Regions from separate parts of the Homo sapiens genome. Here region 2 is linked to region 1. Evidence: read pairs that join two places in POLR2A ChIA-PET (ENCODE). Cell type or tissue: PC-9. All regions are shown on one strand.

Region 1 (5,000 bases):
GGTTCCGAATTCAAAATATTTTCTTTCTTTTTTTTATTTTTTTGAGACAGAATTTTGCTCTATTGCCTGGGCTGGAGTGCAGTGGCACAATCTCAGCTCACTGCAACCTCCACTTCCTGGGTTCAAGCGATTCTCCTGCCTCAGCCTCCCGAGTATCTGGGATTACAAGCACGCACCACCACACCTGGCTAATTTTTGTATTTTTAGTAGAGATGGGGTTTCGCCATGTTGACCAGGCTGGTCTTGAGCTTCTGACCTCAGGTGATCCATCTGCCTTGGCCTCCCAAAGTGCTGGGATTACAGGCGTGAGCCTCCATGCCCGGCCTCAGGCATTTCTTTGCAGCAATGCAAAAATAGTCTCATGCAGTCCCTATTTGAAATTCTGAAACTTGGGCCTTACAGTCATGGGTGGGTTAGGCACTCCCACCATTTCAGTGGTTTCGTTCCTCTGAGGAAGGGGACAGTTATATATGATGGGGTTGAGAACAGAGAAGACAGCTCTGGTGTCAGTGAGAGCAGGAGTCTCTTCACTCAGCAGTGGATCCACTCCTCCTAATGGGAGAGGAAGGAGAAATAGAAACGCCCCCTTCGGCTCCCCAGAGCAGCTGTTTCTCTTGGGTGGTTTTTCTCTCCTGTTGCCATTTAAGTTGTTTGCAATCTTTTTAAAGGTGACTTTGTTTCTTGCAAGAGAAGCAGACCCCTCTTTGGTCATGTGGGCTTATCTGCATCTTCTTAAGAGGTTGGGTCTGGCAAGTCAGCTGCTGGAGCTGCCTTCGTTGAAAGAAGCGGGTTGACCAGAAGATCTGCAAGAGTGCTGTGGGATTTGCTGAGCCTCTTCCTCTGGCGGAGGAGGGATAGGAGAGATGGTAACCAGAGCATGGAAGGCCTGACAAAAGTGGATGTAGAGGTGTGGGAGGAGGCAACAGGAGAGCAGTGGAAGGAGAAAGAGAAGACATTTTCAAGGTTTTCTTTAGTTGTGAAATTGTTTCTGACAATTTTTTGCTTATCTCCTGGACGGAAGCCATTTTTTCCATACCTCTCTTAGAAGCTTCTACCTACCGTTAAAATAGGACTGCTGTTCAATTTGTCTGGTTCTAAAACCTGCTAATTGTATGCACAAACATATTAACTTAGAAATTTCCAAAGACCCCGATTTTGGCCATTGAAATTTGGGGTCATCCTGAGTCATGTGGGTGCATCTGGCTGGGTGTCCACAGCATGGCGCTCTACAGGGGTGACCCACAAACCCGGCTGGTGCTTCCAAGGGGGATTGCCCCTTAAAGGAAAGCTCAGTTTTTGACAACCATTTTCCCATACTTTTAGAAATTCCTTCTCAAAAGTGATCAAGGCTGGAACAGAGCTTCTGGTTGAAGTGTGCTACTTGCAAGCGTCACTCCCTAAGGTCCCAGTGACACCGTGATTGACTGTCTTATGTGTCTCAGAATCCCTGGTCCCCTTGCAGTGGTAGAGTGCTAAAGGCGCCAGGTGACCAGCCCTTATGTGCACCTTCCAGCTGGGGTCTGTCCTGCAGGGAGGCCCTCTCAGACTGCTACACATCATGGACAAACATCCCAACACCCCCATAAAATCTCTAGTCCCCTGCAGCACCCAGCTGGGTTTGGAGGGAGCAAGTGTCTCTTAACTTCCAGGTGAGAGAACTCACCCTCATGCACCCTTTGGTTTGAAACTAGCAGGAATTGGTCACAATTGAAAAGACGAGTCCAAATTACCAGCAATAGGAAACAGCTACAATTTTAAAATCATGCTATGTAACTTTAGGTCAAAAAAAGTGAAATCACCAGTGCTAGTGAAACCACCTTTGCAAAAAAGATAACAATGAGGAAATTATGATGGTGAAAGAGATCTGACCTAACCAGCTCCATCTTACCTTTCACCTCCAAGCTGCCCTTGTTCATTCCTGAGTGTAGGCCAAAGGAGGAAGGGAGGGATTTATAGCTTAATGTTGAAGCAAAGATAACAGCCTCTCCCCAAAACAAACCCTCTCCTTGCCTGGGGATCAGACAGCCTTTGTAGAACTAACAAATGAGCCACAGATGAGAAATTTTGGCTCAGGAGTCACGCGGCCAGAGGCCACAAGATTCCTCACCTCCCCAGTTGCCCCCATAGGTAACGTTACTATTATGAAACCTAAGGTTGGTGTTTGAGGTGTTTTTCAGACCCTGCATTCTGATGGGTCAGCTGAGGCTACACTGACTGGTGAACTGGCTCATCTCGTCTTATGATCCCCACTCAAGAACCAACTCAGCCCAAGAGGACAGCTTCGACTCCCGGCGGTTTCATCCCCGACCCAAGCAGTCAGCACTCCCACTTCCCATCCTCCTGCCCACCAAACTATCTTTAAAAAAATCCTAAACTTTGAATTTTCAGGGAGGCTGATTTGAGTAGCAATAAAACTTTAGTTTCCTGTTTAGCCGATGACAACATGTATTAAACTGTTTTTATTTATTTATTTATTTATTTATTTATGAGATAGAGTTTCACTCTTGTTGCCCAGGCTGGAGTGCAATGGCGTGATCTCGGCTCATGACAACCTCTGTCTCCTGGGTTCAAGTGATTTTCCTGCCTCAGCCTCCCGAGTAGCTGGGATTACAAGCATGCGCCACCATGCCTGGCTAATTTTGTATTTTTAGTAGAGATGGGGTTTCTCCATGTTGGTCAGGCTGGTCTCAAACTCCCGACCTCAGGTGATCTGCCCCCCTCAGCCTCCCAAAGTGCTGGGATTACAGGCATGAGCCACTGTGCCCGGCCTTAAACTCTTTCTTTCTCTGTTGCAATTCCCTGTCTTGATAAATTGGCTTCCTCTGAACAGTGGGCAAGAGGAACCCATTGGGCAGTTACACTAGACTCCAACACTGTAACCCAAAACGCTGCCATGAGGCTGAGGAGAAGACAGACATTCTCTGCAGAGCTTTTGCCTAAATCTCCTGTCCAGAGACAGAGACAGAAGCCCTCACTCTTGCAGGAAAGAAAGGATTTGGAAAACAGCCCAAATAAAGTTTCAACTTCTTCACAACAGCCAAAATTTGGAAGCAACCTACATGTCCATCAACAGAGGTACTTACACAATGGAGTACTATTCAGCCATAAAAAAGAATGAGATCCTGTCATTTTCAAAAACATGGATGGACTAGAAGTCATTATGATAAATGAAATAACCCAGTCTCAGAAAGACAAACATCGCGTGTTCTCATTTATTTGTGGGATCTAAAAGTCAAAACAATTGAACTCGTGGAGACAGAGAGTAGAAGGATGATTACCAGAGGCTAAGAAGGGTAGTGGGAGGGTGAAGGGGAGGTGGGTTCATGGATACAAAACAAATAGTTAGAAAGAATGAATAAGACCTAGTATTTGATAGCACAAAAGGGGGACTATAGTCAATAATAATTTAATTTTACATTTTAAAATAACAAAAAGAGTATAATTGAATTGTTTGTAACATAAAGTATAAATGCTTGTGGGACTGGATACCCCATTTTCCATGATAAGATTATTACATGTTGCATGTCTGTGTCAAAACATCTTATGTTCTGCATAAATATATACACCTATATGTCCACAAAAAATAAAAATTAAAAATTAGAAAAAGATCTAGACCTCAACCAAAAGGAAGGGAGGTCTGAATTCAGGACTCAACCTTTGCACGCAAGGAAACCTCTGGAGTCAGAGGAACACAGAGTGTTTATACTGGTTCGGATTGCTGAGTGTGAGAGGGAATGCCAGTTGGCTGCAAGGGAGGAATAGAGCTGAATCCTCCAGACAACACCAGAAATGCCAACCAAAATTAAGAAACTGAGGCCCCAGGCACGGTGGCTCATGCCTGTAATCCCAGCACTTTGGGAGGCCAAGGCAGGAGGATCACCTGAGGTCAGGAGTTCAAGACCAGCCTGGCCAACATGGTGAAATCCCGTCTCTACTAAAAATACAAAAATTAGCCAGGCATGGTGGCGGGCACCTATAATCCCAGCTACTCGGGCGGCTGAGGCAAGAGAATCACCTGAACCTGGGGGGCGGAGGTTGCAGTGAGGCAAGATCGCGCCACTGCACTCCAGCCTGGGCGACAGAATGAAACTTTGTAAAAAAAAAAAAAGAAAGAAAGAGAGAGAGAAAGAGGGAAAGAGAGAGAGAGAGAGAAAGAGAGAAAGAGAGAAAGAAAGAAAGAAAAGAAAGAAAGAAAGAAAGAAAGAAAGAAAGAAAGAAAGAAAGAAAGAAAGAAAGAAAAGAAAGAAAGAAAGAAAAGGTATCCCATGGTAATCCCATGGTGAGATCCTATGGTGAGATCATAGCTCACTGCAGCCTGGAACTCCTGGGCTCAAGTGATCCTCCCACCTCTGCCTCTAGTCCTAGTCTTTGAGTAGCTAGGACTGTAGGTGCATGCCACTATGCCTGGCTTTTTTTTTTTTTTAATAGAGATAGGGTCTCACTCTGTTACACAGGCTAGAGGGCAGTGGTATGATCACAGCTAACTGCAGCCTGGAACTCCTGGGCTCAAGCCCTCCTCCCAATCCTTGGCCTCACAAAGCACCGGGATTACGTGTGCGAGCCGCCAAACTCAGCCACAAGTCAGTATTTAAAGGAAAAATGGGGCAGTTCCTAAGTTGTTTACCAAAAATTTTTATTGTTTCATTAAAATAACCTATTGATTTATTAGACATCGTTCTTTGTATCACAAATTCCAGGAGCATGAAGATAATGGGTGAGGCTCACATTGTGCAACTTGTGGTAATATTTTAGGTAATTTATTAGCTAGCCTGGAAACTACAGGGAAGGAAAGAAAAAAACAAAGCCCTTAAACAGTTACCCCTGGGCATGGCTGCGGGGGTGTGACTGAGGTCCCATGCTCCTGTCCCTCTGGACCTGATACATTTTGCAGACCCCCCCCCATTCCTCAGGCTGTTCTGAGCCACTTTTCTTTATCAGTTGACAAGGATGCACACCCATGTACTCTTTGTGTCTGGCTTATTCACTCACAATTAAACTTA
Region 2 (5,000 bases), 75 kb after region 1:
ATTTGTGTAAACGTAAGGTTAGAAACATCACATTCTGGGCCGGGTGTGGTGGCTCACAGCTGTAATCCCAGCACTTTGGGAAGCCAAGGTGGGTGGATCACTTGAAGCCAGGAGTTGGAGACCAGCCTGGCCAACATGGTGAAACTCTCTACAAAAAATACAAAATACAAAATACAAAAATTAGCCAGGCGTGGTGACGCATGCCTGTAGTCCCAGCTACTTGGGAGGCTTCGATCACTTGGACCCAGGAGACAGAGGCTGCAATGAGTCTAGATCAAGCCATTACACAAGACCCTGTCAAAAAACAAACAAACAAACAAAAAAACAAACGGGCACAGTGGCTCATGCCTGTAATCCCAGCACTTTGGGAGGCCGACGCGGGCGGATCACAAGGTCAGGAGTTCGACACTCCTGACCAGGAGCCCAGCCAATATGGTGAAGCCCCTGTCTCTACTAAAAATACAAAAATTAGCTGGGCATGGTGGTGTGCACCTATAGTCCCAGCTACTCAGGAGGTTGAAGCAGGAGAATCACTGGAACCTGGGAGGCGGAGGTTGCAGTGAGCTGAGATTGTGCCACTGCACTCCAGCCTGGGCGACAGAGCGAGACTCCACCTAAAAAAAATAAAAATAAAAAAAGAAATATCACCTTCTGGGTCAAGAAGATAATCAGATTCGTTTTACCTTATACCAGAAGCCCTTGCTTCTGTACTGTCCGTCTCCTTGTAAGATGGTCACCCTGGGAAATTGGCAGGATAGCCTGTCCTACCTTGTGAGGGTATTTAAATGACGGCAGACTTGATTTCAGGAGAGTGACCAAAATATAGGTTAGTTTCCTGCTGTCCACATCACAAGAGAGGAGTCTGATGGGAAACAGAACGCAGCCTGCTGGGCTTTACCAGGAAACACACGCTGTTCATCTCTCAGGACCCAGCCTCCTGCCCGTATCCACACACCAGCTCTGCTCAAGTGATCCTCCTGCCTCAGCCTCCAGAGTAGCTGGGATTATAGGTGGGCAACACCGTGCCTGGTTTTTATTTTGCATATATTTGGATATAGTAACTTAGGTTTTAACTGTAGCCTCGGTCAAGCTGTATAACCCCTCTGTGCCTCAGTTTCCTCATCTGTGCAGAAGTGGAGCAGCAACAGAATCTCTGTCAGAGGACTGCTATTGTGGGGATCCAGTGATGAGTGTATCTGAAGCAACAAGGCCACCAAACCACAGCTGCCGCCGGGCACTGGCTGACGCTTTAGGAGTCTCCCAGAGTGGATGATGAGCAAGGGCCATGCTCTACATTTCGTGTGATTTGAAGTTTTTTTAAATCATGTCCCCAAAGCGATATGTTCTCTCACTAGACCCTCCAGAAGAAAAAACAAAACAAAACAGAATCTAATATGTTTAACACCTAACCCCAGGTACCTGTGAACGAGACCTTATTTGAAAATAGGGTTATTGCAGATTTAATTGAGTTACAATGTGGTCATGCTGGAATAGGGCAGGTCTTCAATTAAATATGTCTGGTGTCCTTATAAGAAGAGACACAGAGGCCGGGTGCGGTGGCGAGGTGGCTCACACCTGTAATCCCAACACTTTGGGAGGCCAAGGCGGGTGGATCATCTGAGGTCAGGAGTTCAAGACCAGCCTGGCCAAAATGGTGAAACCCCATCTCTACTAAAAATACAAAAATTAGCCAGGCGTGGTGGCGGGCGCCTGCAATCCCAGCTACTGAGGAGGCTGAGGCAGGAGAATCACTTGAACCTGGGAGGCAGAGGTTGCGGTGAGCCGAGATCGCATCACTGCACTCCAGCCTGGGCAACAAGCACGACACTCCATCTCAAAAAAAAAAAAAAAAAAAAAAAAGAGAGAGAGACACAGAGAGGAAAACGCCAAGTGAAGATACTTTACGCAAGGGCAATGAAACCAAGTGATGACAGAGGCGGATTTGGAGCTCTATGGCTGCAAGCTGAGAAACGCCAAAGACTGCCGGCAGCCACCAGATGCTGGAGAGTGCATGCAGTGGCCAACCCAAGGATTTTGTACCCTCTGGACTATGGAACTGTGAAAAAATGAATTTCTTTTTTTTTTTTTTTGAGACGGAATTTCACTCTGTCGCCCAGGCTGGAGTGCCGTGGCGTGATATCAGCTCACTGCACTCCAAGGTTCAAGCGATTCTCATGCCTCAGCCTCCCGAGTAGCTGGCATTACAGGCATCCACCACCACGCCTGGTTAATTTTTCTGTTTTTAGTAGAGATGGGGTTTCACCATGTTGGCCAGGCTGGTCTCAAACTCCTAAAGTGATCTGCCTGCCTCGGGCTCCCAAAGTGCTGAGATTACAGACATGAGCCACCGTGCCCAGCCAAAAACTAAAACTGAATTTCTGTTGTTTTAAGCCACACAGTTTCTGTTGCTTTGTTAACAATAGCCCTGGGAAACAATGTCTTAGCTGTTTAAATCCTCTAGGGCTGGCAGATAGAGGGCATGTGGTACATATCCATTGAATGAATGAATAAATGAGTAAAGATAAACACAGAGGTAAGGCAAGCAATGGGGAATAAATGATGGGGCAGATGTGGGTGCACACACACACCTGGAGGGGGAGAGCCCACACACACACCTGGAGGGGGACAGAGCACATGCACACCTGGAGGGGGACAGAGCCCACACACATACCTGGAGGGGGACAGAGCACATGCACACCTGGAGGGGGAGAGCCCAAACACACACCTGGAGGGGGACAGAGCACAGACACACCTGGAGGGGAATAGTGCATACCCACACCTGGAGGGGGGACACAGCACATGCACACCTGGAGGGGGACAGTGCCCACACACACCTGGAGGGGGACAGAGCCTACATACACACCTGGAGGGGGACAGAGCACACGCACACCTGGAGGGGAACACTGCACACCCATACCTGGAGGGAGACAGAGCCCACGCACACCTGGAGGGGGAGAGTACATGCACACCTGGAGGGGGACAGAGCCCATGCACACCTGGAGGGGGAGAGTACATGCACACCTGGAGGGGGACAGAGCCCAAGCACACCTGGAGGGGATACAGCCCACGCACACCTGGAGGGGGACAGAGCACACGTACACCTGGAGGGGGAGAGCACAAGCACACCTGGAGGGGGAGAGCACACGCGCACCTGGAGGGGAACACAGCACACGCACACCTGGAGGGGGACAGAGCACACGTACACCTGGAGGGGAGAGCACACGCACACCTGGAGGGGGAGAGCACACACACACCTGGAGGGGGACAGTGCACACGTACACCTGGAGGGGGAGAACACACGCACACCTGGAAGGGGAGAGCACACACACACACATGGATAGGGAGTCACTCGTTCTTTTCTATGAGCATTCAGTCCCCAACTTTGGGTCTAAAAGGTCAGCTGAAACTTGGCTCCTGGAAAATCTATCATGTCGGTATGTCCCAGAGTACAAGGGCTTCCGACTGTCCAAGGAACCAGAAATCTGAATTTTTAGGTGAAATCTTCCATGTTTTTCTTTTCTTTTTTTGAGACGGAGTCTCACACTGGCGCCCAGGCTATAGTGCAATGGCACGATCTTGGCTCACTGCAAGCTCAGCCTCCCGGATTCAAGCGATTCTCCTGCCTCAGCCTCCCGAGTAGCTGGGATTACAGGCACCCGCCACCACGCCCGGCTAATTTTTTGTATTTTTAGTAGAGATGGCGTTTCACCGTGTTAGCCAGGAAGGTCTCAATCTCCTGACCTCCACCCACCTTAGCCTCCCAAAGTGCTGCAATTACAGGTGTGAGCCACAATGCCCGGCCTAAAATCTTTCATATTTTTCAATGCTGTCTTACAAAAGAAGTCCCCACTCTGGGGTCCATTTGCATCTCCAGTGTCTGGCGCCCCCCGGGCAGGATATGCAGTGGCTAATGAAAATCTGTAGCATAAAGGAAAACGCATCCTCACAGGTCTGAAGACAGCACACCTGAGTGGATCTTCTGGGATAGTGTTAGCTATCAGGGTTATGACTTGGATCCTGCCTCCCCTCATGTGAAACTTTCAAAAGCACTGGAGTAAAGGAAATCCAGCTGAGGGAAGAGAGGCAAATCCCTGGGACCCAGATGCACCACACAGGACTATTAGTCCCTAGTCAGGGGGAAGAGCTCTGAAGCTGGGAATCAGGACACCTGACCCCCCAACTGGAGGCAAATCATCTCTCTGAGTCTCGGCTTCCTCGTCCATAAAATGAAGGAATAAAATGTATACTTGCCACCTCCCAAGGTGTGAGGAGGACAGTGAGAGAGCATGGGTGACGAGGCTTTGTCAGCACGGCAAGGCCATTGGCACCTTCCTAATTCTAACAGCCATGATCAGTCTAATGCCACTCCCATCACGTCGCCATTAGACCCGGGGACCACTTCTCCAACACACCCATTGGGGCAGAGATTTTGTTCTTCTTATCCACAGACTATCTAAATTAGGGCAGCTCGAATATCTCAAAAGAAAGCTGCTGAGACTATGCTGACGGGAAGAAGGGTATTTGGGTTCCAACATCATGGGCGTCCCCCAGTTTTAAGGCACAGGACAGTCCTGGGATCAGCAGCTCCTGCAACCCCTGAGAATTTGTCACTGGGGTGCTGTGTGTGTCTTCAATGTGACCAAGACAACACCAATCCAATATTGTAGGGCCTGCTCTGATCCATCCACATTTCTCTGTCATCTGCTACACGTAGGACGCTGCGCAGGCAGAATCAATGCCATTTTGTGTTTTTTTCTTTTTCCAGGAATGGGACAATGCAGGATGGCTGCTGGGTGGGATCACAGCTCCACACTTCGGAGGAGGAAGACTTTGTGTCAGTCTCCAGTGATCCCTCACCTGGACCCCTATCTTTCCTCAAACACCTCTGCTTCCTGCCTCTGTCCCTTTTGGAACTAAAGGCCTGTTCCTCAGCCAAAGTCCAGAATCCTTTCTTCTCAAGCATGAGTCCCCTGCCCTCCAGTTGCTTGGCCCAGTAAGGA

What was found. ChIA-PET counts read pairs that join two places held together with the same protein. Peaks named below come from ENCODE experiments on the same cell type or tissue, not always from the same donor. Only the 100,000 strongest peaks of a DNase experiment are listed, where the experiment ranks them.
Region 2: POLR2A ChIA-PET joins it to region 1 with 5 read pairs; 5 of 35 experiments call an interaction of 5 or more read pairs at or near these places.

Annotation. Positions count from the first base shown.
Region 1 is chr14:103,249,169-103,254,168 of GRCh38, forward strand. No RefSeq gene overlaps it. Among named protein-coding and RNA genes, the nearest start is that of LINC00605, 63 kb to the left of the region's middle. In PC-9, no CTCF peak of the experiment used is centred here; DNase peaks (open chromatin) are centred at 1,923 and 4,673; H3K4me3 peaks cover 806 bases; H3K27ac peaks cover 4,321 bases.
Region 2 is chr14:103,323,877-103,328,876 of GRCh38, forward strand. No RefSeq gene overlaps it. Among named protein-coding and RNA genes, the nearest start is that of EIF5, 7.9 kb to the right of the region's middle. In PC-9, no CTCF peak of the experiment used is centred here; no DNase peak of the experiment used is centred here.